Linked DNA regions of Mus musculus: region 2 is linked to region 1. A link is a loop called in an ENCODE intact Hi-C map of the cell type or tissue named here. Cell type or tissue: heart. All regions are shown on one strand. Links, peaks and the distances in the headings refer to the core of each region. The heading gives the core; the rest is flanking DNA. Region 1 has its middle 13 kb from the start of Spon2. Region 2 has its middle 41 kb from the start of Fam53a.

What was found. Peaks named below come from ENCODE experiments on the same cell type or tissue, not always from the same donor. Only the 100,000 strongest peaks of a DNase experiment are listed, where the experiment ranks them.
Region 2: a loop joins it to region 1, with 2.9 times the contacts of the local background. A loop is called at or near these places in 1 of 42 quality-filtered maps.

The regions. Positions count from the first base shown.
Region 1 is chr5:33,196,842-33,212,772 of GRCm38, forward strand. No RefSeq gene overlaps it. Among named protein-coding and RNA genes, the nearest start is that of Spon2, 13 kb to the right of the region's middle. In heart, for the core only: a CTCF peak has its summit at 6,920 (motif pointing right); a DNase peak (open chromatin) is centred at 6,910; H3K4me3 peaks cover 386 bases; H3K27ac peaks cover 314 bases.
Region 2 is chr5:33,580,686-33,596,616 of GRCm38, forward strand. No RefSeq gene overlaps it. Among named protein-coding and RNA genes, the nearest start is that of Fam53a, 41 kb to the right of the region's middle. In heart, for the core only: no CTCF peak of the experiment used is centred there; a DNase peak (open chromatin) is centred at 8,956; H3K27me3 peaks cover 541 bases.

The DNA.
Region 1 (15,931 bases), core at 5,228-9,227:
AGAAAAGGGAGGATACTGTACATTTATATTTTGGAGTTACGGGGACCGCTGAAGCCTATGAGCCAGGAGTGATAGCTCTTGCCTGGAGCCAAAGCACTTGAAAAGCTGAAGCAGGAGGATTGCCAGGACTTTGGAGTGATCTGAGCTGCATAGCAAGTCTCAGGTCAGCTTGGGCTACAAAATGAGACATTTTATTAAGCCGAATGAAACAAAAACCAAGGCTGAGGATGTAGCTCAATCAGTAAAGTACTTGCTGTGCAATCAGGCAGACCCATGTAAATAGCCAGGAATGTAGCCAGGCACGGCAGAATACACGTGCAATCCCAGGGAAGCAGAGCCAGGAGGATGCCTAGGCCGAGAGCGCACTAATGCAGGCTCATGAGCGACCCTGTCTCAGAAACAAACAAGCAGGCATGAGCAGGTGGACATCTCCTAAGAAACAGCATTCAAGGTCAATTTCTGACCTTCACATACATGACCACAGACACACAGGCACACATGCATACAAAAACGTTTGTTACACATTTCTACAGGGAGTGTAAGCTCCGTGTGAGTCAACATTAGAGACATAGTAACTCCTGAACTGTCCACCATCTCTGCAGTTTTCCATTTATAACCAAACCCCACACCATTCCGGCTGAATTCCTTAAGTATGGCTGTGTAGAATTCCGTTGTCTCCAGCGGTGTGAGTGGAGAGTGTCGCTGACAGAGCCTCCAGCTTTCTTCTGTCAGTCCCTGGAAAGCACCTCTGGACTCTGTTTCCCCGTGTGTCCTTGACATGAATAACAGGAATGAAGAACTAGTGAACATTTGAGTTCTCATTGTGTGTCAAGTACTGTGCTGGATTCTTAAGGACATGGTCTCAGTCAGCTCTCCAAGTGTGCCTGAGTGAAATATGTTACTATTACGGGATGTATATTTTTGCAGGAGTGGAGGACAAGCAAGTGTGTGATATGGGCAGTAGTGAGAGCACCCTAGGAGGAGACAAGAGTCAGAGTGGGACACTCAGACGTTTTTCACACAGAGATGACCTTAAGAAATGGAGGGCTGAAGATAGTATAGATACTTACGTATGACATATTTACAATAAGACACAAGTATTATAAACATTTATGAGGCTGAGAGAAAAGGGCACTGTAGAGGCTGCGTTTGAATACTGACTCACTATACCATGTGACCTTGGGTATGCCTCTTTTTCTTTGCTTTAGTTTCATCACATACAAAGTCTTAAATTGTCCCTATGTGAATAAGGTTGATACCATGAGGATTCATATATGTGTAAAAGGCTCCCTCACATTGGGTTGGCACATAAAAAAGACCGGATCTTATGTTTAAATTTTTTAATGTGCCTAAAATTTTAATATATTTATAATGCAGAAGTAAAAAAACTATAAATATTGTTACATATACTATATTTGATAAATGTAAGACCATCTTTCTCAATCACACATTTCGCGATTAGTCCCTGGGGAAAGATTATTATATTTAGGAGAACATGCAAAGGGCCTGGGGCAGGTGATGCTCAGAGTACTGAAGACATGAGTAAAGCCATCAAGGAAAATGGCAGGAGAGGAAGTTGAGGGTAGCAGGGGTTGGGGTCAGCCACAGAGGGATTTCAAGTCCTTGTAAAAGATGCAGCTGAGCTGGAGAGTGACTTCATGTGACTTTCCTTTAAGGTTGTTGTTGTTGTTGCTGCTGCTGCTGTTCTCTAGAGAAAATCTTGAAGAAAGAAGGGTAGAAGTCACAAAGCTGTTGAAATCCAGGTGGCTTAGACTTCCCGTGGTGGTTGCGAAAGCACTGTGTTCTGTCTTTCCTGTCCCATGCCACAGGTTGGAAACTGGGTCTCAGGTAAAGCTGCAGTCCAAAGTCACATAGCTACTACACTGTACAAGTGAAATTAGAACACTAGTCTGATTCCTGGACTATAGGGCATCCCTAGCAGGAAAAGGGTGGCAAGTTTGGGACAAGGATTGGGGAAAGAGACTTGACCTAGACCTCCACCCTCTGCCCTTTGGGGACATCAGAGGAAGTCTCTCCCGGGATGAGAAGGCTGCATCCCACACTTGGTCCCCGCTTATACTTCAGGGTCTTCAGGCTTAGGAAGTTTTTGCACAGTACTGGCCTCCCTCTCTCCCTTCAGTTTGTTAACCACACATGTAATATATGGTCAATACTCTTTAGAAGCCGCCACCTCGCCGGGCGTGGTGGCGCACGCCTTTAATCCCAGCACTTGGGAGGCAGAGGCAGGCGGATTTCTGAGTTCGAGGCCAGCCTGGTCTACAAAGTGAGTTCCAGGACAGCCAGGGCTACACAGAGAAACCCTGTCTCGAAAAAATAAATAAATAAATAAATAAATGGCAGACTCTGAATTGGTCAGTCTAAATTCTTTAAAAAAAAAAAAAGAAAAAAAAAGAAGCCGCCACCTCAGCCTGGCAGTGGTGGTTCATGTGTTTAACCCTAGCACTTTAGAAGGAGGAGGAGGAAGAGGAGAAGGAGGAGCCCATTTCAGCAAGGTCTTTAAAAGTACTAGTGATGATTCTGGCCAAGATGGAGTAACTCCCTTCTACTGTACTCTGCTGGCTAGTTACAACCAAACACTAGTTTTAACTAGCCAGTTGTCTTAGTTAGGGTTTCTATCCTGCACAAAACACCCCGACCAAGAAGCAAGTTGGGGAGGAAAGGGTTTATTCAGCTTACACTTCCACATTGCTGTTTATCATCAAAGGAAGTCAGGACTGGAACTCAAGCAGGTCAGGAAGCAGGAGGTGATGCAGAGGCCATGGAGAGATGTTACTTACTGGCTTGCTTCCCCTGGTTTGCTCAGCTTGGTTTCTTATAGAACCCAAGACTACCAACCCAGGGATGGCACCACCCACAAGGGGCCCTCCCCGCTTGATCACCAATTGAGAAAATGCCTTACAGGGGGATCTCATGGAGGCACTTCCTCAGCTGAGATTCCTTTCTCTGTGATAACTCCAGCCTGTGTGAAGTTGACACAAAAACCAGCCAGTACACCAGTTATAACTAAAAGGTAGGAAGCAACTATCAGGAGACTAAAGAGTAAGGAAAAAGTGGCTCAGGACCTGAAGACTCAGCACAGCTCAACAAGGGATGACCTGCTTGTTTCCCCCATCTTGTACAGTCTAGTCTGGACACAAGGAAAAACTGTAATTCACAGGCAGGGAGGGAGGGAGGGAGGGAGGGAGGGAGGGAGGGAGGGAGGGAGGGAGGGAGGAACAAAGGGAGGCAAGGATGAAGAGAGGCAGGGAGGGGTGTCTTTAAAGAAGAAACCCTTTCTATGCTATATATCCTGGTCCAGATTAACCCTCTAAAGGATACTGCATCCTCTCCACTGGATGCTTTCACTGTGGTTAGGATGGTGGAGCCCTGGCAAGAAGCCCACCTGATGATGGATGGACAGCAGAGGGCACCTTTCCTCTGCACAAACCACTGGGAGAATTCCCTAAAGGAGAGGGCAGAGGAAATGGTCTAACCGGGGTATTAGGTCACAGGTTATGGACTTATGTTAGAACAGCCATATATCAAACTAGGATGCATGTTCCAAACCTAAATGGGAACCAGAGATATAGCATAATACCTAAAATGTTCAAGATATAATTCAGAGTTGCTCACCCTGTGAAGATCCAGGAAAATCTCTACCTGAATGAGAAACACCAGTACCAAAATGACTCTGTTGTTGGAGCAACTGACAAGAATGTTAAAGCTGCTCTCATAATTGCCTTAAACATCAGTGTGGACATCTGTGAAATAAATGGAAAATAGAACTTATGAAGAGAACAAAATGAGGCTGGGCATAGTGACCCACCCCTTTAATCCCAGCATTTGAGAGGCAGAGGCAGTGGCAGGGGGATATCTGTGAGTTCAACACCAGCCTGGGATACAGAGCAAGTTCTAGGACAGCCAGAGCTATATAATGAGATCCTGTCTCAAAAACAAAACAACAACAGAAAATCGATCAGTGCCTTATTCAGTCGTCACCAGAGAGGCTTTCTTTCTCTTGCAGCAGACAGTAACAGGTGCAGACACCCACAGCCAGGCATTACGTGCACGAGCGCACACACACACACACACACACACACACACACACACACACACACACATGGGTGCAGGGGGGAGGAGGAGTGCTCTCAATGAGATATCTCCATCAAATCCCTCCAGTTACAGCTCAGGAAACCCACGAGCCAGAGGGGATGGAGGACGTAAGGATAACAAGGCCCACAGAGACTGAGCCAGCAAGCACAGGGCCAGCACAGGTCTGCACCATGGCCTCTGCATTTGTATTAGAACTGTTAGCTGAGTGTTTTTATGAGAGTCCTAGTGTGTGGATGAGTGGGTCTCGGATTCTTGTGCCTGCTCTCAGAGTTCTTTTTCTTCTGTTGAGTTGCCTGGTCCAGCCTCGATGTGATTTTTTTCTTTTATCTGGTTATGTTTTATTTTGTTATGTCTGGTTGTCATCTCTCAGACGCCTGATCTTTTCTAATAAGAGACAGAGAGGGAGTGGATCTGGATGAAAGAGGATGGGGAAGAAGTGGGAGAAGTAAAGGGAGGGGAAGTAATAAACAGGATATATTGTATGAGAATGTAAAAGAAAGAAAGAAGAAAAAGAAAAGGAAGGGATGAACACATCAGGACAGGAAAACTCAGGACCATGGAAAACTGTGCCCTACCGAGCAGACTCAGCAACGGTGGGAAGAACCAATGAGCAAAACTAGTAAACGCAGTCCCGACTGAGCGGCAGAGAGAGCTGCGATTGAATAGAGCCTTGCGGATTGTGGAATAATGATCACAGGTCTAAAATATGTCGAGGCCCAGTGGAAAGGAAAAAGAATGTAAAGCCAGAAAAAAATGGAGGATGTAATGAATGTAAAACCTCTGCAGATTTTGTAAAAGACATAAACTTGCAGATTCAAGAAGCTTGGCTAAACCTCTAAAACATCCATCTCCACGTGCATCACAACCAACGTCCGGAATTAGAGAGCAGGAAGTCGGAGGCGCATCTGGGAGACCGCAGGAGAGAAGGAGGGCGTTGGCAGTGATGACTGATGTCAGGGAAACAGACTCCAGCAAACGGTGGCACGTGCCTCGGCTCTGAGAGCATGCCACCAGAATCCTACGTACACCAAAGTGTCCGTGAGGATGCTCTTAGGTCAGAGGAGATCAGGAAACCCAAGGACACTTGAGTTAAAGGATATTTAACCAGGCACGGTAGTACATGCCTTTAATCCCAGAGTCTTGTTGTGTAGCTTAGGCTGGCCTGGAACTCACTGTGTAGCCTAGGCTGCCTTGTGGAGACCCGCCCACCCCTGCTTCCCCATTGCTATGTCCCAGCTTCGTTCACATCTGCTGCTCTCCAATTTAAAACTAACAGTTGAAAGCAAAGATTTAAACACTGCTGTGCCTTTCACTGTATATGGAAATAATATTAAAGACAACTCAACATTATTTGATGTTCCTTCTAAAATAGTAAAATATTCATACTAGGAGATACTAATAAGGAATAAAACTATAGAAAGCTATAGTGAAAACACTATAGATAAAGCAAAATAAAATATGAGAAGTTCAGGCAACCCACAGGTAGATAGGAAATGGGAAAAAAAGAGACAAAAGATGAAAAGAAAATAATAAAATAGCAGGCATGCTTTCTTCTGCTATTAATAGTTACAAGGTACATTATATAGTCTAATCAGGGGCTAGAGGAGGATTGTGGAAACGGACTTTAGTTGTTATAATGCAGACTGTGGGGAGCATCTCAAGCATAGCGCTCTCGATAGAGTAAGACGTAGAAGACAGGCCATCCAAGCATGCATTAACAAAAGCGTGCATGGCTCAGATAAGGTGGGTGTTAGAGTAGACTGTTACTAGGGGTAAGAGACCTCTCACAGAGGGGGAAGAGAGACAACCATCGGAAGATCACCAAACGATACCACTTCTAAACACATGGGACGCAGATAACAGAACCCAAGAAAGAACTAGGTGGATTGATGTTTTTCCACAGCCCTCTCCATACTTCATATAACTGGACAGAAAGTCAGCAAGGACCTGGAAAGACTGCCGCAGCGACGGACCCTCCTGACATTTGCAGACTGTTGTGTGAGGTGACAGTGGAGCAGGTGTCTCTTCTCAGGCACACATGGGACATTGCGCAATTTAGGGAGCAGGGCCCCAAAGGGGTCTGCTGAGGCAGCTGACTGCTCCTAGAGAGGAGCTTGCGGTGACTATGGAAGATTACTTTCCAAACATGACCAACTAGATGTCTCTCATATCTGCCATGCTCAGAAACTTCCAGTTAGGGCTGCATCTCTCCTGCTGAGCCTCTTCCAGAGCCTGGCTGTGTATGGAATCAGGGTCTCCACTTCTCTATCACCAAACACCCCTGAAGCTCACCCTCACCCTCGTTGGGACGGTCAGAGTACTGCTGGTCTGTCAGTGGTCACACCTTATTTTTGTAGGACTTGCTCATTGCCATTCCTGCATCTGTTCACATGGGGCTGTTCTTGCCAGCCTGTTGGTCTCTGTGTGCGCATCTTGGGAGCAAAGTGTGCAATCATCTGCCTTCTTTGAGGTGCCGGGGAACAGCAGGAATTTTATTCCACACTTTCCCAATCTCTAGGCTTGTAATAAGCCTGGAACGGTGTCTGGCCATATGATGGAGGTTCCGTAAATATTTGTGGGTTGAAAGTGTGTCCTAAAACATGCTCAGTGGGGGATTTTGAATTGATGAAGCCAGGTTGACTCTCGTGTTAAATGCCAGTCTTCTGGGAACGTTGCGTTATTAGGATGAGTGGAGGGTACTTTCTGCTTGCTTTTGTCCAGATTCCTCTAGCCCTAAGTACAGCCACTCTATTCCCTTCCTCAGACAGGCAAGAGTTACAGAAGGAGGTGCCATGCCACGTGTGGCCAGCAGGTGTCAGAAGAGAAGCATTGCTTATAGGAGGAGGAAGTTGATGCGGACTGAGTGAATAACTCTGGGGACAGAAAGAAACTTCTACACGTCAACACCCAGGCGCTCTGTCACGATGTTCAAAGCAATGGAGTAAAAAACACATTCCCACACTCTCCCCCAAACTCACACTTTTCAGGTTCTTCACACCCTTTCTGTTGAGGCTTCTAGTTTGGCAGTCCTGTACATCATTAGTCTCTTCTTGCTGTCTTCTATCCACTCCAGGAGTTCCCAGTTTCAGATATTGTTTTTGTTTTTGAAGATTCCAGCAGTTACGAACCTCCATCTTTTTCATCCCTTTGGTCCACGAGTTTCACAGTCTTCTTTTTATGATTGAGTGCTGCTGTTAACCACATGGTGGCTCATAACCATCTGTAGTGGGATCTGACGCCCTCTTTTGGTGCGTCAGAAGTCAGCTACAGTGTACTTATGTATAATAATAAATGAATTTTTGGGCTGGAGCGAGCAGGGACAACCAGAGCGAGCAGAGGTCCTAAAAATTCAATTCTCAACAACCACATGAAGGCTCACGACCATCTGTACAGCTATCCGAGGTTCTGTTTAAGGCCCTGTTTTCAATTCTCTGGGTTATAAACTTAGTGGAATTTCTGGGTCATATGTCTGTCGGTTTATCTCATGTTCCTGCATCCCCCATAATTTGGGATGCGTCTTAATGAATCTAACTTTACTCTTTAGCATCTCCCCTGTCCTCTGGAAGCAAATCGCTGACTCGGGCTCTGCTTCAGAGAACTCCCAACCCAGGGTGATGCTGGGGGCAGCTACATCTCAGACACAGGCCTGAGTGAGGTCTGATTGTCCTGTGGAATTTAGGCATTGGTGTCTATTTAATATGCCACCCTTCTCCTGTTTCCTAGTCTGTAATAAGACTTGTTAAAAGCCAAGGGACTTATGCAGAGGGGAAGGGTCCCATCAGAACCCTTTCCAAAGGAAGGGAACATCCAAGTGTTCTCACATCCAGCAGTACTTTTTCCTTAGTAATCTGCCTTCAGGTGGGTCACTAGGCTCTTGCAGTCTCACAGTCTTTCTCTGTCAGAGGGACTAGCTACCTCACTCACAGAAAGCGAAAGGAAGGCTGGTAAGAGGAGAGGGGCTGCAGCCATGGCTTGGGGGTTAAGAGCTCTTGCTTGCTCTTCCAGAGTTTGGTTCCCAGCACCTATATCAGATGGCCCCCAACTTCAGCAGGGAACCACACTTGTGTGAATGAACCCTCCCCACCCTCTGAGAACATATAGAGAGAATTACAAATAATAATTAAAAACCTGAAAAAGAAAGAGAGAAGATCTCGGGGGAGCTTACCAGACCAGAGGAGGAGCAGGCACAGCGTCCCTCCCTGCTCCTCCTGTCTCCCCTCAGACTAAGCTTCCCACCCTGTTCCTCCCGTCTCACCTCAGATTAACCATCCAAGATATCTTCACTCTCTTTTCACACAAAATTATCTATAACTTACTGCTAAGGGACATTGATAAGTAGTCACACTAAGAAACAAGATCAAGTCACAGAATGCATTGATCTTAGGGGCTTCTTATGCTGGGCGTGGCTGTACTGCCCTTGATGGACAACTCTATACTTGCCCCATCTCAGCTTCTAGCAGGCAGCATCCCGTACTTCTCAGACATCTCTGCATTCATGGACTAGAGCTGAAGACACACCTGTTTCTCCATCAGGCTTAGAGCAGGAACCCAGAAACCAAGTTATCAAGGCAGGAGACAAAGTTCAAGGGGCAGGGGCCAGCCTTGACCAAGCACATGCCCAGTGAGATATGCCCGGTGCTGCCCAGAGGCCTCTTTGTCCCCTACTAACCAAGATGGCTCAGAGTCACCAGCTACCAGACAGTCAAAGTGACTTTAAAGGATTTTCTGTCTCTAAAGTGGTAGCTTTCTCAGGTCCCCTGTGGTCCATGTTTAATCCTATTGAAAAGAGACATACTTTGATGGCTGGCTCCAAGGTCATCTCCTGCACTTTCTAGAATGGTGCATTTCATGAGACTCTACACAGCTCATTGGTGCTCTTGCTGGACCTCTGGGGTCTAAGGACATAGCCTCAGGTTTTACAGGTTCCAGACCATTTTAAACATGTATTTGCCTTTTACTGGAAACTTCAAAATTAAAGTAGGAGCCTATTTGTAATTATGTATGCGCTATGAAAAGTTGAGGCATATCACAGGCTCTGTAAGCTTTTCAGTTCAGTGGAGCAGAGATGTAAGAACACAGAGCCTAGCCAGGCAGTGGTGGCGCACGCCTTTAATCCCAGCACTCTGGAGGCAGAGGCAGGTGGATTTCTGAGTTCGAGGCCAGCCTGGTCTACAGAGTGAGTTCCAGGGCAGCCAGGGCTACACAGAGAAACCCTGTCTCAAAAAACAAAAAAACAAAAGGAAACAAAACAAAAAAAGAACACAGAGCCTTTGTTGACAACAGGCAGCACAGGCATGTCTGGCTGACTCCCGTGAACCTGGTGAAGCCATCCCTCGTGTGTTCACACAGCAAAAGCAACTAAGCCAGATCCTGGAGTTCATAATATGTCATAAGCAACAAAAATGAGCCTTCAGCAAATGCTCTCATTAAAGGGATTTCAAAAAACAAATGTTAGGAATTGTAGTTATTAGAGTTCATTGTCTGGTTAGTAAAGGTAAGTGGCTTGGTTGGACCTTCAGCATCTGGCCTGTGTGAGCCGGGGTGTGCCTCCCCAAGTTCATATCCTCCAGGCGTGCTGAGTCTTATCAGTATCCATTCCTTTGCATATCGCCTTCTGTCCTGTCTTTCCACGTGTGCTCCAGGCCTGAGTATATTCACCTGCGGCTCCTCCGTGCCTCTCACACTCTTCTAGTTTGGCAATCCAGTCCCTTCGCTAGCCTTGTCTAGTCCCTTCACTAGCCTTGTCCAGTCCCTTTACTAGCCTTGTCCAGTCCCTTCACTAGCCTTGTCCAGTCCCTTCACTAGCCTTGTCCAGTCCCTTCACTAGTCTCATCCAGTCCCTTCACTAGTCTCTTCTCACCATCTTCTTTTGAATCCATTCAATGAACTCCTTGTCTTAGATACAGACTGCCCAGTTCTGGTGTGTGTTCCCGTGTATCTTAAAGATTCCAATAGTTAAAATTTCCCCATTTTCATCTGTTTCCCTATCTTCTTTGAATAGTTTGGTTATAATTCTTTAAGTTCCTTTCTGAGTTCCCTGTGAATCTCTTTTCATTGTCTGGTTGTCTTTGAGGTTTTAGTAATTTGATTTTTTTTTTCAAAGCATGCCTCACGACTCACAACCTGACACACTTCAAAGTTTCCTATAGTTGAGTTTAAGGAGCTGAACTCGGTGTGCAGAGCTGCTCAAAGTGATGCCTGAGCGGATTCGAGTTGGGAAAAGAGAGGTTTGAAAGCAAGGGAAGTGAGGCTAGCTAGAGCGTGAGAAGAGCCAGCCATAGCCAAAGAGTGGCTATGGGACAAACACAGGGAGGCCTCTCCTCCCGTGGTTGCAGAGCAATGTGACATCACATTAGCCCCACCTCTTCAACAACTCCAGCAGCCCAGTGACTCTTGCTGTCACAAATGTTGGCAGCAGGGCAAAATAGGCAGATCACTCATCGCTTTTATTCCTCCGTGGCTCCTTGACTTCCAAGTTGGAAAACCCATTTTCTTTACCAGGAAAATGGTTGCCACGCCAGGATTTACCCAGGTGTTACCTGCTGAGAGCACACGGAGCAGATGCTGGCGTCTCCTGTGAGCCAGGCTTATCCTCATAATCCAAAGGACTTCCTGTTGTCACATCATCTCCTTTGTTTTTATAAGCACAGAACAGAGGTAGAGGACAATGCTCACTGTTAGGTAGCAGGGCTGAGAGCTGGACCTAGGGTGCTGTTCAAACTTCCCAGCCTAAAGCACAGCTTCTCCCTCAGTGAGCACCAGGGGAACTGCAGGACTCTGTTTCCTCCTCAAAACCCGTCCCATCATGCTCTGAGCTCGGCCCACCTCTGCTCTCTGCCTCCCAGCTTGCTGTATTCATGCAATAGTTTTCAAACCACATTATCATTCTTGTAAATCGATTACTGAATAATGGTCACGGTGAACTGAAAGACTTTAATATTAATCAATAAAAGGTAGAGGATGCAAATACGTAATCAGTATTTGTAAAGGGTTGTGATATTTAAGTTCCATTTTCTCCTTGCATTCAAATCAGAAAATCTGATGCTGATTCTGACTTACAAGTTAGAAGGCTGTCGTGGGGCTGGAGAGATGGCTCAGTGGTTAAGAGCACTGGCTGCTCTTCCAGAGGTCCTGAGTTCAAATCCCAGCAACCACATGGTGGCTCACAACCCTCCGTAATGGGATCCGCTGCCCTGTTCTGGTGTGTCTGAAGATAGCTACAGTGTACTCATATAAATATATAATAGATAGGTAAATGAAAAAAGAAGGCTTGTAGTGGTTGCTATATAATGTTGAAAATACTGAGTGCCTGTGTCTTTCTCAGAAGTGGGGTGAGGCACACCTGTGTGGAAATGTGTTTGCATCTGGGAGCACCCAGAGATCACTATGGTGACAGTGTGGTTGGCAAAGTCAGGCTCTGTGAGGCATGCATCCCTCATGGTACTTCCTCCCCACGGGGCAGTGGGCTCCTGGAAGCTAGAGGCATGTAGAGTCAGGCTGTATGTCCTGTTATAGAACACTGGCAAAAACTCCCCACTCAGCCACAAGTAGCATGCTAAGTGACATCAGAGACTTTCAACTTGAGGGAATCTGACAGCCCAGAAAACAAAATAAACCTGGGTTCCAGGTGTCAGAACGAGGCTTCCTGTTTTATGAATTATAAAATTTACCCTAAAGGCAATTTTCATGTCAGCTTTTCATAACTTGATAACCTATCATAGGAGAAAAGATAGTTAACGTTCTACCTACTGCCAAGTACTACAGACGTCGGGAGATTAGCGTTACTCCACAAACTGACACCGGGTCTCAGCCTTCAGTTGAAGAATCCATCTTACCCGCCTGTTATCAGCATGCCACCTGGGATGTCTCCACTCACTCTCACAGCATGGAAATAAAGAACAGGTAAAAATTAAAAGCTAAAGCACAGAAGAAATGTCTGCATTTCCATCTCTGCAGCACCAGCCACTCCTGGCGGTTCGTTTGTGAAATGGGCCAGTTGCAAGGCATTGCTCACTGGATGTTTGCATTTCACTGAGTAATTTGGTCAAGTTGATTTTTGTAAGAAGTGACACATGGAGCCTACACTCGAGTAGATCATTGCTGCCAACCCTAGTGAGCCAGATAAAAAGATATTTGGGCCTCGGGGCCTTTCCAGGGATGAGGTTGTCAGAGGTCCTTTCAGTCGCTGGCTTTTGAAGATGCTGAGCTGTGACAGTCACTGCCGGGTCAGTCGGCCTCAGGAAGCCTGACTACCCTCCTTTACAGTTCCACTGGTGGAGCCCAGGGCTGGCCTCTGTGACCAGCCTGAAGTTCTGTCTGTCCCCATGGCATGGCAAGAGGGGAGGAGGACGAAGAGGAGGAAATGACAGAAGGAGAGTGGTATGGGGTGTGGGAAGAAGGTGTGGGCATGTGCGTAGAGGAGGGAGGGAGGAATGGTTTCTGGGATTACAGTGTCTGAGAAACTTGGTAGCTTGACTTATCTCTCAGGGATCCTTCTGGCCACCGGGGCCTATGGTCCACTTCTCTGCACTGAGAAGTGGTAAGGGCCTGGGTTGTTTGTTTGTTTGTTTGTGTTTGTTTGTTTTGTTGAGACAAAGTCTTTCTGTGTAGCCTGTCCTGGAACTCACAATATCGACTAGGCTAGACTTGAATTCATAGAGATCTGCCTACCTCTGCCTCCGGGATTCTACCATGTCTGGATTTTAACTGAGGCCTTGTCTTGAGAAGACTCATAAGTGACAGACACTTAGTGATCCAGCGTGGTGACAGGCTCTTTCCTATGCCTGGAAAACTTGGGCAGGAGCTGTCAGACTGACAGGTCTTTTCAATGGCAGTTAGACTGTCCTCAACCGAGCCGAGCTGCTTTAGACACTGAAGTCACTGTGCCCATCCTCCCCATCCCCCACTCCCACTCCCACCCCCAGCAACTACGGAAGACCACAGGATCCAGGACACACCTTCCTATGCTGCCTTCTGGTGTTGGAGCATTAGGTGTCTCCGGAATGGCTTCTCTTGCTTACTTTTACTGTCATCATTGGTAGACTGGGATAAGATGGGGTGGTGGCACTTGAAGGTGGCACTAATAAAGATGGCAGCTGTCAGTTGGCACCTGGTGTCACCAACATAATGACAATAAACAGTAGCAATTAAATGGCAGGTAGAGAGTTCCAGAGAGCGGATGGAAAAAAAACAGAAGTCAGAGACAGGAGAGACAATAAGAGATGACCGTCCAGAGGGAAGAGAGCAGAAGGCTGTGGAGAGCTAGGAAGAGAAACTAGAGGCCCTGCTGGATAGAAGGGCCCAGCCTCGAGGCCAAGTTTCTCAGACACTCCAGTTCCAAAACTTCTAATGTCAGCCGCTGTCGAGCGTGGAAGGTCCTAATAGTCTAGGCCTAAGAATTGTAATATTAGACCCTCAGGCATTTTAACAATAGAGAGTGTAGGTCTGAGGGTTCCAGAACCGGAGACCCACTGCCAACTACCACCTCCTGCTGGTTACAGTAACTGCCAAGTTGAAGTGGGAATAAGTGTGTAGATTGTGGTTAAAGCCCAAAGCAGTAAGCCTCTACCTTGAGCATATAGAGCCTAGACCAGAGCAAAGGCCCCTAGCTCTCCAGACTCAGGACTGTAAGCCTCAGGATGTGACAGCCCAGTCTCTAGGTGCTAGGCACTGAGCACCGGAGACTGCTAACACCAAAGTGCTTCTCTTTCCTGGCATGGTTTCCGTTTAGGTGGAACCAACGACCTTACCCAGTTGGCTAGAGCACCAGCTGGGGAGGGTGCAATGGGCTGAACTATACAGACCTTGTGTTGATTCCTTTCATTTTTGGACACACTTTCATTTTTTGTTTTGCAGTAATGAGGATTGGACCCAAGACCTCACACATGTTTGTGTTTTACCCTAGTCCCAAACACATATTCCTTTTTAATGTGAGAGTATACCATGTGAGAATGCTTCAATACAAGTTTTCAAGCTCCTTCCCCAGCACCTTGCCTGCCTGCATGCTGCCATGCTTCTCACCATGACAATAATGGACTAAACCTCTGAAACTGAAACTGTAAGCCAGCCCCAATGAAATGTTTTCCTTTATAAGGGTTGCTATGGTCATGGCATCTCTTCAAAGCAATCAAACCCAGACTAAGACAAGGGGCCTGAATATCCTTTCCCGAACATCTCACACATAATTAAAAAGAAAATAAGCCTTGTTTATAAAAAGGTCCCTGGATTTTTCTCTGCCTTCTTTTCCTTAACCTTGATGTGAGATGTCTTAGTTAGGGCTTCATCAATGTGAAGAGACACCATGACCACAGCAACTCTTACAAAGGAAAACACGTATTGGGGCTGGCTCACAGTTTCAGAGGTTTAGTCTATCATCCTTGTGGTGGGAGGCATGGCAGCATGCAGGCAGACATAGTGCTGGAGACGGAGCTGAGAGTTCTACATCTTCATCCAAAGGCAGCTTGAGCATAGGAGACCTCAAAACCCTCCCCGACACGGGCACACTTCCAACAAGGCCACACCTCCTAATAGTGCAACTCCCGTGGGCCAATGAGTCCATGGGAGCCAAACCTATTCAAACCACCACAGGAGGTAACAACAGAGCCTGCAGTATGTGGTGGAGGCAAAGATCATCCCTGGCATACAGTCCACATGATTTTATAGTCAAATACCTTAAAGAGGGCTGTCCTGGTATACTGTGTTTATGTCTCTATCTCTGCTCGGTGATTTTTTTAAAAATCCTTTTATTACGAAAAATATATATTCACACAGAACTGTAATGCTGTGTAATGAGTTGCAGTCTTTCATTTTGTTCTCCCACCTCCTCCTTTATTCCTGGAGAATGTTAAAACAAATTCCAGGTTAGAAACCATTTTCCACTCAGTACATTAATATTCACCTCTTTTTTTTTTTTTACATTTGTGTGTGTGTGTGTGTGTGTGTGTGTGTGTGTGTGTGTGTGTGTGTGTGTTAGGGTTTTGTTGCTGTGAACAGACACCATGACCAAGGCAACTCTTATAAAGGCAACATTTAACTGAGTCTGGCTTACAGGCTCAGAGGTTCAGTCCTTTATCATCAAGGAGGGAGGAGCACAGCAGCTTTCAAACAGACAGGGTGCTGGAGAAGGAGCTGAGAGTTCTGCATCTCGATACAACTGCAGCCAGGAGAGACTGTCTCACAGGCAGCTAAGAGGAGGGTCTTCAAAGCCCACCCCCACCGTGACACACTTCCTCCAACAAGGTCACACCTACTCCAACAAGGACACATCTCCTAAAAGTGCCAATTCTTGAGGCAAACATATTCAAACTATCACAGTGTGTGTGTGTGTGTGTGTGTGTGTGTGTGTGTGTGTGTGTGTGCATCAAATTTATATTGTCAGGCTTAATGGTAAGCACCTTTACATGCTGAGCCATCTCTCTGGCCCTGGTACCACCTGCTGTTGTGGAGCACAGCAGAGCCACCGTCTATGATGCCCTTTATCCTGTGTGTGGGCTTCCCGGGTTCTGCAGCCACCCAACACCCAATATTATATGACCAGTGGACTGAGCAGTCTGCAGACATCAACACAAATACCAGGTCACCTTATTTGGCCCACGAGCCTTCAACCACCCTGCATTGTTCAGGGCATGACAGGGTCATAGACCCTCTCCAGGACCTTCAGCCCTTTCCTTCCATGGGCTGACTGGAAAGGGACCAACTGTTCAGATACCTCAGGAAGGCAGGCCAAACACTGATCTTATGTATGTTGTCTTGTCAGTAGACAGGTCAGTGTGTGTCTCTTGAATCGCTTCCACAGACTTCTCATTGACCTTCTTAGGCG
Region 2 (15,931 bases), core at 7,300-11,299, 390 kb after region 1:
TCAGAGGAGTGGCAAGATAGCTCAGCAGGGGAAGGCAAACAAGAGGACCTGAGTTCTCTGGAACCCATGTTGGAAAGAGAGACCCACCTCCTGCAAGCTGTCCTTTCCTGTCCACACAAACACCATGACATGCACAACCACACCTATACATAGATAAAGAATAGTAAAAATTGTTTAAAAAATAAGTTTTGGGGGGAAGGGCTAAGGAACTCACAATATCACCTCCGGAATTAATAAATGAATTATGGAGACCATAGAGATAAATTCAGTAGACAAAATTCAACTCTATTCTATAAACTAGTAGAAAACAATCAGAAAAATGAAAAAAAAAATCCTAATTAACACCAAAAAGACACATGGAAATAAATTGAACAATTGTGTGCAGGAATGCTGTAGTGATAATTGAGAGAAACTAAAGACAGATAAGTAGGGCAAAGGTCATGGAAAGCTCAATAGTGTTAAGATGTAAATTATCCTCTAAGTTGGTATATAGATCTAACATGATACCAATCAAAATACCAATGGCCTCTTTGTAAAACTAGCTGAGCCAGGCAGAAAGTCTAGAATGACCTAAAATTTTTGTTAGAAAGGATAAAAGTCCTAACACTTTCTACTGTAAAACCCTCTCTTATGCTTTGTGTGAAATGTCCCCACAGGTTCATGAGGTACAAAGCCCAGGTCCCCAGCTGCTGAAGCTGGTTTGGAAAGTTCTTAAAACTTTAGGAGATGGAACTGTTAGATGAACGGGCCCCTTCCCATCTTTCTCTGTTTTCTTTGCATGATATGAGCTGCCTGTCTTGCCTTGGCTACCATGATGGAACGAATCCTTCAAAATTCTGAGCACAAATAAGTCTTCCCTCCCTGAGATTGTGCAGGTCTGGTGTTTTGGGCATGATGTCGCCGAGTTGGAAAAGCTAGGCTGTTCTTATCATAAATCTGACCTCATGGTTCTTAGGCCTCTGGGACTTGCTTGTGGGAGGAATGTGGAAGAGTTTGGAATGTGGGCAGGAGAAGCCAAAGAACGTTGTGAGCAGAGTTCAGTGGGTGGCTCTGGTGGGATCTCAAGGCAGAATGTTCACAGAAATGTGGCCAGTGAAGACGACACTCAAGAGGCTTCTGATAGGAGCAAGGACACCATCAGCGGCCACTGAAGGCCACTCCTGCTGTCCTCTGGCAAAGCTGTATGCCACCCATGTCCTCAAAGCAAGCACTGTGAGGTGTTAAGTCCAAAGGCAGCAGCCTTCCCTGCAGAGGAGACTTCCAGGCCACGAGTAAGGCACTGTGGTTGTGTAGTGCTTATTTCTAGACACCAGCCTCACAAAAAGAATCAGGGGCAAAAATTAGAGATTTGGAAAACCTGCACTTTGGTCAGTATATGTAGAAGTTGGACTAAGGAAAGCCTAGTTGCCTTTTTTTTTTTTTTTTCATAAGAAAGGAGTCTAGCATGGCTGTCCTCTGAGAGGCTCCACCCAGCAGCTGACTCAGACAGATACAGACATTCAAAGTCAAACAGTGGATGGGGCTTGGGACTCTTACAGAAGGATAGAGGGAAGAATTGCAGACCCAAAAGGAGATATGAACTCCACAGGAAGACCAACAAAGTCAACTGACTTGAGGGGGCTCTCAGAGACGGATACACCAACCAAAGAACATACATGGGCTGGACCTAGGCCTCCCCACACATAGGTAGCAGATGTGCAGCTTGGTCTTCATGTGGGTCTGGAACAACTGAAGTAGGGGCTATCACAAAAAAAGCGGGGCTATCTATTGCCTGTCTGTGGGATATGTTCTAGCTGGGCTGCCTTGTCTGGCCTCAGTGGGAGAGGATTCTCCTAGCCCAGCAGAGATGTGATCTGCCAGGGTTGGGGGAGGTTAAGGGGGGGCACCCACTCAGAGGAGAAAGAGGGAGAAAGATTGTGGGAGGGGGTGACCTGGAGGGAGGCAGTGAGCAGGGTGTAAAGTGAATTTAAAAAGTAATTTAAAAGGGCTAGAGAGATGGCTCAGAGGTTAAGAGCACTGACTGCTCTTCCAAAGGTCCTAAGTTCAAATCCCAGCAACCACATGGTGGCTCACAACCATCTGTAATGAGATCTGACACCCTCTTCTGGTATGTCTGAAGACAGCTACAGTGTACTTACATATAACAATAAATAAATCTTTTTTAAAAATGACCAAAAAAGTAATTTTTGAAAAGAAAAGAAAAGAAAAGAAAAGAAGCCAAGAGTTAGTATAGACCCTGTAGCTCAGCATAGAACGCATGCTTAGCATCCCTGAGGCTCTATGTTCAATTCTCAGCATGGGGATGGGGAGGGGCCAAAAATTTTGCTTCAGGGCAACAGGAAAGATGCCTTGAAGGAATCCCAGGAACCAGGTAGAGATCTACTGCAGGCTCCAGTACAGCCTGTCACACAGGGCTGCCTAAGAAGTGTCTTCCCAGGTTCAGCCATGCAGGCACTTCGAAATCACTAAAGCTATGGGGTCTAAGAGGGCCCAGCTAAGGGTCAGGCTGACGACAGACCCTGACATCACTCACAGGATGCCGGTTCTGTGTGCACGCAGACTGTAGGGGTTACTGGGTCATGGAGGTAATCAAGACAATAGGCTCCAGACACGCCCACAGATCAGAGGGCTAAGAACGGAGGGCACAGAGTGGTATGGGGGTCTGCACATACAGTCAATTATATGTGACAAGACATTAATGCTCTTTAATGGAGTGAGGAAGGATTCTCCCAAGAACAGCGCTGCCACAATCAGTTAACAGCCTGCAGAGAATGACTTTCCACAGGAACCAACCACACAGGAACTCAGACCTCACTCCAAAAGCTGATAATGTGACCCTTCTAGAAAATTCTCACGATTTCTTCATGGTTCTGGGCCATTCACTGACTTGGTGGGCATCTTGAGTCTGGGGCACACAGTGGGCTGCTGCTGTCTGTCCTTGCTTACATACCACGTCCCACAGCTCTCTGCTGCTGGCACTGCACCATCTGAGTGAAGTGTGGAAATGTCCCTTTGTCACTGTCCTTTTGCCTGCCTTACTCAGCCTCTGTCAGGAGTTCTGTGAAACTCGTCCGGTTTGTGCCTCAAGGCTCACTCATGCAGGTTCTAGATTGTTCCCAGAGATGAAGAGCTCTCAGCAATCTCTGGCTGCTCTGTCCAGAGCCGCTTCTCTTCTCATTCACATTTCTTTGGTCACTCTTCTGGAGTGGTCTGTCAGTGACCAACCCCTAGCTTTCTGTTACCTGGGATCATCTTGATATTCTGAAAGATAGCATCATGGAGCGTCAGCATCCTGTGTAGATATAGACCCTTGCCTGCAGACATGCCCCTCCTTCAGCATCGGAAACAGCAGATCCTCGCACAGGTCAAAGGTGGAAGCACTGGAAAGTTCTCAGCACACAACCGGTGTCACCTCGCCAGGGAAAGGGCAAACCCTCAGCGAAAGCTGACACCGGAAGCATCTGCCTGGCATGGAGAGGCCCAGTGAGCAAATGGATGGGGCACTGAGAAGGTAGAGGCCTGAGCTACGCACCAACAAGACATGTGGGAAAACTGTCACACGAATTCCTTGGAAAGAAGTGAGGGCAAGCAAAGTCCTGAGAGTAGGTGGCAGAAGTGGGTCAGCCATCACCTTTGAGTGACAAACAGGGCAGCTGGGACCCTAGTAAGGAGTTAGCTGGAACTGAGCCAGGGCCTCAAAGGGCTGGCACTGAACAAGCAGGCATGAAGGATGCTCCTCCTGACACAGGCCGGTGGGCAAAGAGCAGTCAAGCTCCAGGGGAAACCAGCCTAGGGAAATTCTGTGCCCTGGATGCCATGAGGGGAGAATGAGACCAGATCCCCTGGTCATAGAACTCCAGGTCCCCTGGTACTCCGCTTTGTCTGGGTTATGAGCTGGGGCCTTACGGTAATGAGTAGTAGGCTGGAGTATGATCATGCTGTGAGCCTGGCATGATCTTGGCCATGGAGCTGTAGAATATAAAGACTGGCTCTTCCCTGGCCAGCAGCTTCCTACTGACCTAAGTCGAGTGCCTTGGACTTGACCCACAGTGGTGAGCCCTGAGCAACAGCATGATAGCCCTTAAACAGATACTATAAAGGGATGGAGACATCTGTGAAACACCAGACATTCAGAATGGGGCTGAAAGCAAGAAGGGGGCACCCAAACAGACCAGGGTCCCCCTGGGCAGCAGGGCTGAGGCTAGGCACACTCATGTGCTCTCTTCCAGTTCCAGCACCTTCTTACAACAAGTAGCTCATTGACATCAACATTGGCTGCAGCTGCCAATATAGGCAAGAGGTCACCATTGCACCCTGTGTGGGTCAGGGCAGCGGGAAGAGGCCTGTAGTGATGTGCAGGGGGAAGGTGGGGCAGGACCCAGAGTTCTACAGGATCAGCCCACACCAATGGCCTACCCTCTTTCCTTTCTTGTCCATCCGGGAACCATGGGAATTAGGGTGGATGGTGAATTGGGGGTCCTAACTAGGACAAACTCAGACAGATAGATAATAGGTCTGGGCAGAAGAGCAGAGAGGAAAGAAACCTCCACACTAATGCTGCCTCCTGGATTAGCTCCACTCCCTCTGAGCCATAACCATTTGGCTCTCCTCTCTTGTCTCAATGGCTCCACACTAATGTGTTATTAAGTGCCTTCTTGTTTCCATAACAAACCTTTTCTGTGTGTGTTCAATAGCTGGTATTGAGTGAAATGACTCTCTTTCTATAAGATATTCCCCAGGGCCCGCCTCAGGCCTCTCCTCTCACCTTGTTGGTGATTCTAGATATGAGATCTCAGGGATGTTTCCTCACAGAGTGGGATCCTTGGTGTTGTACAGGCTCACTCACACACAACCAACAACAGTAACACTGCCACCACCAATAAACCATCACGACACACCAGCATCCTTACCAATATCCTAACAAACAACAGCCCCACAATAACATTAACAACACACCCCCATCGATAATAGCACACCACACCACCATCACCACCAATAACACTAGCAATGCTAACACCTCCAGCAACCACAACAGGCCAGTGTTCCCACCAGGACGACTAACACCCACCCTCAATACCAATATCACTAACAACCAGAACATACTGCCATCAATATCACCACCAAAGCAGTGCCAATCCATCAACAACAGAACAATGCTAACTAAAACATCATCAACTCTATCACCCACACGCAACATACCAGCCACTGGGCATACCAAAGGTCCTGCAGATGCCTTGCCATCATGGAAACCTTGGGGATAACTACATCACTGGAGGCAACACTGCCCGTCACTGTGTCCCCCATATGGGAAATGGGTTCCAAACCCTGACAGGTGCCTTAGACCATGGATACACAAGCCCTGTATCCACAGAGATACAGAAATGGCTGACTCTGATAACAGGTGGTTACTAGGCAACCACGGGATGGCACAAGTGTTGTGGACATGGCAGGCAGAGGGTGAGAGGGCACGAGATTGTGCACAATCCCATCATGCCACTAGGCATGGGTCACAATTTAAATTAGGAATCGGCATTTCTGGTGTAATATTTTTTTCGGATGAAAGGCAACTTCAATTGCCACATCCTGCGTGGACTGGTCCTGGAGACCTGACTGAGGTGATGCAGGGATGAAGAGCAGACAGGCACACAGACACATGCACAGAAAAACTGGGATCTGGTGAGTTGCGTGCTCTCTGATAGAGATACAGTATCAAAAGTGTAACAACTGGGAAACTGGATGAGTTTACACCTCTGAATAGAGGAGTTGGGCTTGTTGTATACAGCTGAACAAGGAGGCATGTTTGGTTGATCTCTGAGGGGATTTCTGTAGTGGAGCAGCTCCAGGCTGCCATCATCCCAGAGGAGGAAGCGGTGGTTGGTGGTTCCTGCACACACCATCAACATTCCCATTCAGACAAGAGGAAGGCTTTGCCTCTCCCTGAACATCACCCAGGAAAGCTTGCCATGCCCCTGGATCCAAGACACTGCAGTTCTTGGCAAGACCCTGCCTGTGTCAAACAATCCACATTCTCTCAGGACCTCATTCACTCACCATGCTCAGGTAAGTGAGACCAGAAATGCAGAGCAGAAGACAAATGACAGACAGATCCCTGCTGGACACAGGTACCTCCCTGCCCAGTTCCTGTTCAGTTAGTAGGTCAGCCATGTGACCGAGTTCACATTGGAAGGGGCAGACACAAGGACAAAGGAGTTCCAACCCCAGGAGCAACTACATCTAGAACTGGATTTACCTCCATCGGCCAGTGCCTCCTGTGACCATGCAGCCAGAGCAGGAGGGATGTACAGAGCGGGGGCTCAGTGTGCATAATACAGGGGCTGAGTGTGCCCAGTGCAGGGGCTGAGTGTGCCCAGAGCAGGGGCTGAGTGTGCCCAGAGCAGGGGCTGAGTGTGCACAGAGCAGGGGCTGAGTGTGCACAGAGCAGGGGCTGAGTGTGCACAGAGCAGGACCTGAGTGTGCCAAGTGCAGGGGCTGAGTGTTCATAGAGCAGTGACTGAGTGTGCACGGAGCAGGGGCTGAGCGTGCACAGAGCCAGGGCTGTATGCTTTGCCAAACCAGCCATTATCCTCATCCAAAACCAAGCAGTAGGCATCGTGTTCGCACTATTGTAGCGATGGGTAACAAAGCACTGGTACCATAGTTAATAGCCACAGCGGTGTAGGTGCACAGCGGGTCACATGACATTTTGCCATCAGTCCCCATGCTGGGCAGTAGGAGTGAAGCTGGTCCAGCTGCCTACCTGGTGTGACAGGACTTGGAGCATTTTCCTCAGGACATGGCAGACAATGTCACACTGTCCCTGCTGCCATCACTGACAGGTGCCCTTCGGCCGTGGGCTTTCCTGGCTCTGCCTTCCACAGAGGGGGGTGCACTGAATGAACAGTGGCTGTGAGGCTGAGAGCCAGGGTTGCAACTGTGCCATACATAACAGGGCAGGGTCACAGGGCTAGGCAGCTTTGGGGTCTACGTGGCTGCCTACCCTGAGACTGGCCATCTCCCCCAGAGGCCTGGCCCACTCCTCTAGTGTGGTGGCGGCTGCACGGTGACCTTGTAGTAACCCAAGTGCCATCCGTCAGCAGCCGGCCGCCAGCCTCCGGAACGCCACCGCAGCTCATCTGAATTCAAATTACCCTGGGAGCTACACGCTGGTGCCAGCCATAACTCAGTACGAGGAGGAGCATGGCCGCCCCTAGATTGGACATCACCATACATTCCTGGGGCGTCGGACAGGGCTACTAATGAAAATATCAATCAAAAACTCGGCTGACTTAATGGTCAATTTAAATTAATTAATTGGAGAGGAGAAAAAAAAAAGTTGAGGAGGACAGCGCTGCTGGGCTCTGTCTCCAGTGGTAGTGAGACGCACTGGAACTGGCTAAGCACAGTCCCTAGGCAGGACAGATGCTCCATCCCAAGGAACCCACAAGGCATGTCCAAGGGTCCAGGTGCTAGCATTGCTGGGGAAGGGGTTCAGAGCCAGGACTTCCTGTCTCCGTGGCTCCTGTCCAGTTGTGAGCAGCCTGGATTTTGCAGTTTGCAGGGGTAGCCAGTGGACTCCTGCCAGGCCCCTCCCATCACCAAAGAACAGAAAAGCCCGTGCCCAGCAAGACTGGGGCCAGCTGGCACCATGAGCACTGGACAGTGCCCCTGGCCCCTCCTCCTGATGCCTGGTCAATTCTCTGTACCCTGTCTCTTCATCTAGAATAAGATGCCACATCACTGCCAGGACACTGCTGGCCGAGGGCTTACCAGGTGTTCTGGGTCAGTCCGCAAACGTTCTTCTACATATGAAGGAAGATAAATCTCCAAAAGACTGGCCCAGGGTTGCAAAGACACCAGAGTCTCGGCTGTATGGTATTCCTGAGTATCCCTGTTAGCGCCAAGCAAATCAGAATTTCGGTGAGGAGATGCTTCCACACACCCAGAGCTTCAAAGATAATTAGTGTCCGGACATGACCACCTCAGAGGATCTGAGCAAGTCACCCAGGAAGCCCCCATGGGAGGATCACCCCAGACACACTGGGACATTGTGCACCCTCATTGGTGGAGTCCTCCACGCAGACAGAAAGGTAATGGCACCCATGCATCCTTGCCATCCTGCAGGACAGATGAAATGACGCACCTGCCGGGAAAGATGCTGGAATCTGCACTAGCCCCATTCACATTAGGTGACTCGGGGACTTGACTCAGACACTTGGATCTGAGGGATTCGTGTCACTGGTTACAAAGCAGCATCACCAGCCAGCTACAAAGACAGGCTGGGACAGAGCAAGAATGGCTTTATCTTGGTGGAGAAAGCATAGAAGGACTCAGGACTGTGGGGACAGGAATTCCAGGGTCCAAAAGATAACAGAGCCCAGGACTCTCTGCCACCAACTGTCTCATTGTAGATCCTACCTGGGAAGAAGCCAGCTTTCTGTAAGGTAGGAACAGCATGGGATAGGACAATGCATCACACCAGGGAGCCTGGACTTGAACCTACAGGCTCCCACCCACCTTGAAATGACTCTGACAAACAGTCCCATCTCAGCTTGTGTGCTGTAACACCAGGCAGTGTCTCCTCATCTCTGTGTTCAGAGTTCGGAGCACGCAACAAAGAGTGGGGATTCCACAGGTCAGGGGTTTATACCTGGTGCCACACACAAGGGCTTCCTCCTCCCTGAACTAATGAACAGTCCTTGATGCACTGGTTTCCATGGATATGGGTAGGGGTCTCCTTCCCATCCATAGCGCTACAGGATGCTCTTGTGCTCTCTTCTAGGAAGCCTAGAATGCCTTCAGGGTGACCCTGGGGTCTAGACAAGCTAGGAATAAGGAGCCAGGCCCATGGAGCACAAGATTGGTGGGAACGACATATTTTTCTCTCCACCACAAAGGTCCAGAAAGTCAGATTACCCACTCAGGCTCTTGTTCTGGGGCACCGCAGGCTAGGCCAACTACAGCATGCCAAAGGCACAGGTACTGCCAGGGCTGATCTCTGCTGCCACCTAGTGGCTGCTGAGGGCAGAAGACTGGCCAAAGGAGGCAGAATCACAAGGCCTTAGCCCCCAGCCTAAAGTCAGGGCTGGGGCTAGCCAGGAAGGAGTAGGGAGCTGTGGAGGCCAGGCTGGCCTCTGGGCATGATCATTCCATCTATCTGGGGTCTTTCTGCCCTCAGCATCATGTGTCCCAGTGTTCATCTGCCATGGGTTCAGGTTCACAATGAATGACATACAACAGGGCCAGACTACAAGGCCCAGGCTCTTAGTTTCACAGTGGCATTGGGCTGGGCTATCACAGGAAGGGCCACACCTGTCTTCACTGTGTCCTCAGCCCACTGATGAGGGGTGGCTCATCAGAATGCAAGGATTCCTTTGACTCAAGGACAATCTTGTCACTCAAGGCCCCAAATGCCCTACTGCCCCAAATCCCCTTGACCATGCACTGTGCTCATCGGGCCTCTGCTACATCTGGAACATGCTGATCCAGTGCCCGACACAGCACAACACAGCCTCCTCCACCTTACCAGACCCTCCAGCAAGGGCCCAGCACGTCTCAGGCCTGGGACTCGCTTTAAAAACACTAATGTGGGGCCCTATGAGATGGCTCAGTGGGTAAAGGCATTTGCTGCCAAGCCTGATGACCCGAGTTCAAATACCAGGGACGCATGTGGTAGAAAGAGAGAACCAACTTCTACCGGTTGTCCTCTGACCTCCACACACATACACACATATAGTGTACACACACACACACACACACAGAGAGAGAGAGAGAGAGAGAGAGAGAGAGAGAGAGGGAGCCAGTGATGCTCACTGTATAAACCTGATGGCCTGGGTCCCATCCCTGGAACCCATGCAAAGGTAGGAGGAGAGACTTGGCTCCACAAAGTTGCCCTCTGACCTTTATATTCCTGCACACACGCTTAGTAAAACAAAACAAAACAAAACAAAACAAAACAAAACAAAAACAACAATAAAACCCCCAAACTACAATGTGTGGAAACATACATGTATAGGCTGAGCAAATCGTTTTGCAGATGGATCCAGATGGAAGGAGGTGCCCGGTGCCCAGCGCTGGGGCGGAGTTCTCCAGGGGGTTTGATTTTAGAGTCATTAGTGGGTTTCATTCTAGGGCAAAATGTTTTGGAACTGAGAAAAGTGGTGTCTTCATAGTCTTATGAATATACTATACTAAATGCTATTAAATTGAGCACTTTAAAATGGTTAATTTTACATTATAGAATTTTTAAAGTCTTAAGAAGACAGGTAGTTCACATATATAGCAATGTATAAAATTAATATCCCAGATCAGTGCGTTTCATATGTATTAGCAAAGGGGAGCGCCTGTGAAGTCAGCGTAACAGTCTCAAGATAACATCCGTGCTGGGGGAGATGAGTGTGACCCTTAACCTCAGTCCCACCCCTGACTTCCACGCTCCCTCCTTCTAAGAGGAAATGCCAACAGGTAGCAAGCCCAACTGTGACAGTCGTTCACAAGCAGACACAGCTGATCTTACCAAGGTGAGGGTTCTACTCAGAGGACATCACTGTCAGGCAGACGAGGTAATTAACCATCACATGTGACCCTGCAACTCTACTTCTAGGAACAGACCAAAAAGAATGGAGCAAGGTCTCAAGGAGACACATGCACACCACTGCTTACAGACTCACAATAGCCCGTCGTCAGTGTCCGTCATCAGTGGGTAAGGAAACTGTGTACAGTTTGATACCATATGGCTCTGCTTCAAAAAGAAATGAAAGCTAGGCACTCCCACGACATGTATAAACCCTGAGAAATTATGAAGAATAAAACGGGCCAGTCCTGAGACTGACAAATACATGAGGGACACATAATGGGGAGGGAGAGTGGGGTTCCAACAGCCAGGAACAGAGCCTGGTAATTGTAATGCACACAGTTAATCCCAGAACTCAGGAAGCAGAGACAAGTGGATCTCCCAGTTAGAGGCCAGGCTGGTCTACAGTTCCAGAACATCAGGGCTATACAGAGAAACCTTGTCTCAAGAAGAAAAAGAAAAAAAAAATGTTTAAAATGGCAAATTCTGCCATTACTTTCAATGTCTTTGAAAAGGTTATCAAGGCCCAGCCTGGTCTGTGGCATTGTGTGATGGCAACCCAAGATGTCACATGACCATCTTAGCTGAGAATAAAATCTCTTTGCTGAGAATAAAACCCCAGCTCCACTCACTATTTTAATTAACAAAATCAGGAGAGACTGAAACGCTGTATTTGACGATCTCCCTTCCATAGAGCTCTGTGGTTTAATGATGAGTTGCCAAACTGGAAGAAGGGCATAGGGCCCCCAGGCCAAGCCCATCTCTAACACATTCTGTGCAAGAGACCTCACATTCCTAGGTGGCCTCTTCAGGGTGAGCCAGTGACAACATCAAAGATGTCTGTCTTCTACTGAGTTTAGAGAATTTCTGGTAGTCCCTCCCTCAGCCCTGATCATGACAGTACCATGAGTCTGGGACCCGTGTGATGGGCACAGGTGCAGGCTCCAGCTCCAAGGTGGAGGCCACCCTGTCTTCAGACCACCCCAGATGATGCTGGATTTCACCAGAAACCCTCAACCAAGAGGACTAAGCTGGGGCTGGCAAGATGGCTCAGCGGGTAAGAGCACTGACTGCTCTTCCAAAGGTCCTGAGTTCAAATCCCAACAACCACATAGTGGCTCATAACCACCTGTAACGAGATATAAAGCCCTCTTCTGGTGTCTGAAGACGGCTACAGTGTACTTATGTATAAAAATAAATAAATATTTTTTAAAAAAAGAGAGAGAGAGAAAGAGAGAGAGAACTAAGCTGGAGTGAGTCTCACAGGCCCTGACTGGGCAGCTGTAGGCTCACAGGTCCTAGGACTCTACAGATGGCATGTTCACCCAAAGCCACAGTTCATTCTGCATGTACGCACACACATGTGCTTGGATATGGATGCAGACTGTACCTGAGTATATAAACATCTACATAGTTCCACAGATACACACATAGTATATTGTATACACAGAAACACACGCACACATAGACCCACATGCAAACACACAGGTACATAAAAGTATGCAGGCACACACAAAGTACATACGAATGAGTTTGTGGACCCTACACAGAGAGAGGCAGGCACACACGGCCACCATCTAGGCCCATATTCATGGCTTTGTATGTAGAGCCGTGCAGTGTATAAACATGCATGTTCACAGAAGCACAAGGATGCACATGATACTTGCATGCATGTACATATGTGTTTGAGGGTCTATCTTCCTGCAAACACACACAGCTCTCTATAGACATCATTATTTAAACCAAAGCAAGAAACCTGAAAAGTTCAAGAGAGGATCTAAAAGCTAAAGCCAGATGGTTTGGAAACTGGGAGATGCTCTCCTAAATTATTCCTAAGGCAGAGAGTTAATAAAAGGCGGGTGACAGGCAATTTTACAATTATACTGGAAGAGCAACTGCACGTTCGTGGAGCAGCTTCAGGGAGTTGGCGGAGAATTCACAACCTTAAATGTTTTTATTACTGAGCAAGAGCGACTGAAAATAAATGAACTAAACATTCGACACAAGGAGGGAAAAACAGAACAATAAAGTAAATCCACAGGAGGCAGGAGGGGGGTAAAGATAAAGGCGGATTAATGAATTGGAAACAAGAAAAATGGGAGTGCCTGTCAGTAAATCCAAGAGCTGGTTCCTCTAAATAAATAAATAAAATAAACAAACCTCTGGCCAGTCTAATTCGCAAAGAGAGAGACGCACACAGAAGCCCACAAGGATGTGGAGAGGGAAGTCAGAATGGCAGAGGAGATTGAAAGTGACAGGCTAATACAGTTGACATTCTTGACAAAATTGACAATTTCAAGACAATATAAATTACCAAAATTAACTTAAAAATACATTTTTAAAAAGTGCAAGCCCGCAAATGCGGAACAATGGAAAGAGGTGTATTGTTAGGTTCCAGCTGGTGGGCTTGCGTCCAGACCAACACAACACAGGGGCAGAAATCCACCCCTCAGAGCAACCTCTGCAGGATCTAGTACCCCTAAAGGGGCAAAACCCAGCTAGGGACCAGGGAGAGGCTCTGCAGTGGGCAGTGAATGGCGGATGAACCAGCTCAACATCCCCCTCTAGGGGCAGATTGGTGGCTACTGTGAGGGGTGGGGCTTCTTCCTGGCTGTGCAGAGGGCTGGAGGCTGAGGACCTGAGGACCTGAGGACCTGAGGCCATGGTGGGCACCACCTGCCTGTCTGCAGCCTTGATCCTGGATGATGATGAGAGGGGCAGAGTTTCTCTGTGCAACCAGAATCCTTGTTTAGGTGTTGGAAAGAGAGCAAGGTGTGCTAGTGGTGACAGCAACTCATCACCAGGACCAGCTGAGACTAGCTACCCTCTGACCTCTATCCAAGTCCCCCATTGGACGTGAGTATGAGGCCACAATCCCCCTCCTCCATACCATCCAGATATGCAGGGATAACAAGAGAGGACCAGCCCTCTGACTCGGCTCACAGATTCTGTCTGGTTTCACGTGGAGATTGTGTGTGCCTTGTGCTCTGCTCTAAGAAGGTCTTCTTTTTCTCTGTTCTCAGAAACTATGACATTTTTGCTGAGCTTGATGGTGCATGCCTGAAATTCCAGAATTTTGTAGGAAGAGATTAGATATTCAAGGTCATCCTTGGTTATAAGTTGAGGCCATCCTGGGTTACATGAGACCTTGTTTCAAAAAGAGAGAGGAGGAGGTAGAAGAGGAGGAAGAGAAGAAGAAGAAAAAGAGAAGATAAAGAAGAGGAAGAAAGAAGAGGAGGAGGAAGGAGGAGGAGAAAGAAGAAGAAGGAGAAGGAGGAGGAGGAGGTAGAGAAGAAGAAGAAGAAGAAGAAGAAGAAGAAGAAGAAGAAGAAGAAGAAGAAGAAGAAGAAGACGACGACGACGACGACGACGACGACCTGACCTATAAAAATCACTCAGAGCAGTGTGGGTGATATGGTTGGGCAAGAAAAGATGCCAGCCACCAGGCTGCCAACCTAAGTATGGTACTTAAAAACACATAGTGGGAGGAGAGAACTGACTCTCACAAGTTGTCCTCTAACTTCCATACACTCAAGATGGCTCATGTGCATATGAATGTTCATATACACACATGCACTTGGGTGTTCACACATGTGTGAACATACACAATCCATAGATGCTACATATGCATGTATACACACATACACACACATATACATATGGGTATTTTGTCTGAATGTATGTCCATGCACCATGTGTGAGTCTGGGATTTGCAGAGGGCAGAAGAGAACACTGGATCCCCTGGAACTAGAGTTATAGATGGTGTGAGATGCCATGTAGGTGATGAGAATCAAACCCAAGTCTTCTACAAGAGTAGCAAGTGCTCTTAACTGCTAAACCACTTCCCCAGCCCCATAAATGTAATTTTTAAGTTGTTCTTTAAAAAAAAAATCACCCAGAGCTATGCTTATCTTTTAAAAAAAGATTTAATTTGCTTTGTGAATGTTTCACTTGATGTGTGTATATACACCAAGCACATGGCTGCTAGTCCTGGAACTAAAGTTAGGGAGGCTGTGAACCACCATGTGGGTGCTAGGAGTGCTGGGGACCTCTGTAAGAGCTCTCTTTCCATCCCCCTATATCTCCACACCCCAGCAAAAACCCAAACAAGGCATTCTTTTGTAGCCTAGGCTGGCAGGGAACTCATGGGTCTCCTGCCTCAGTCTGAGTGCTGATATTAACAGGTATACGCTATCATATCCATCTCAGGTCAAGTGTTCTTTGTAATAAGATTTCTAACTACCATTCAGATGAGCTTATGGCCACAGGACTATCTGTGGGTTCTCTTTCTTCTTGAGTCAGTTCCTGGCCTTACTTCTCAAGGATATGTCCATCTCCTCTGAGCTGCCCCTAATATTATCTCCCTTTTTGTGATCTTTTTTGGCACTGTCCCTCCTTCCATTCCTAGAAGTACTTATCATTCTTGAAACCTTGATCACCATGATGGTTAAGTTTTAATGTCAACATGACACCATGTAGAATCACCAATGAAGAGTTTCAAGGAGTTAGATCAGGCTGGCCTGTGAGCACGTCTGTGGGGGACAGTTTTGATCTCAGTTGGTTTGGGAAGACCCAGTCATTATGGATGGCATTATTCCCTAGCTCTGTGTCCTGACTGTGTAGGGGTAGAGAAAGTGAGCTGAGCAGTAGGTAAGGATGCATTAACATCTCTGCTCATGACTGTGGACGTGATGTAACAGCTGTTTCTGATGCCCTGACTTCACTGCTATAATGGAGATCACCTGAAGTTATGAACTAAAATAAACCCTTTCCCCTGTAAATTACCTTTTTCTCGGGGTATTTTATTACAGCAACAGAAATGAAAGCAAGAATAGCCTGCAGGTCTGTTTCACTACGGCTTGGTGAGCAGTTTCTGGCATCTCTGCCCTCATCTTACTATTTCTTATCCCCCTTAAAAAAAGAGTTTATTTGTGGGGAGGGGCTGGGGCTGGAGAGATGACTCAAAAGTTAAGAACACTGGTTGCTCTTCCAGAGGTCCTTGGTTCAATTCCCAGCACCCATGTGGTATCTCACAACCATCTACTGTAATCTGATGCCCTCTTCTAGCATGCAGGTGTATATGCAGACAGAGCACTCAAATAAATCTTTTTTAACAAGAAGGAGGAGAGGAGGAAGAGAAAGTGTATGTCTGAGTACCACTTGTGTCAAGTGCCCACGGAGGCCAGAAGAGGACACTGGAACCTTTGGATCTGGAGTTATAGACAGTTGTGAGCTGACATGTGGATGCTGAAAACCAAACTCAGGACTTTAGAAGTGCAGCCAGTGCTCCTCACCCTTCTTTGCCATCTCGAGCTTTCTCTTCTCAAGATCTATTTGTTCTTTCTCATTAAGCAAATGACT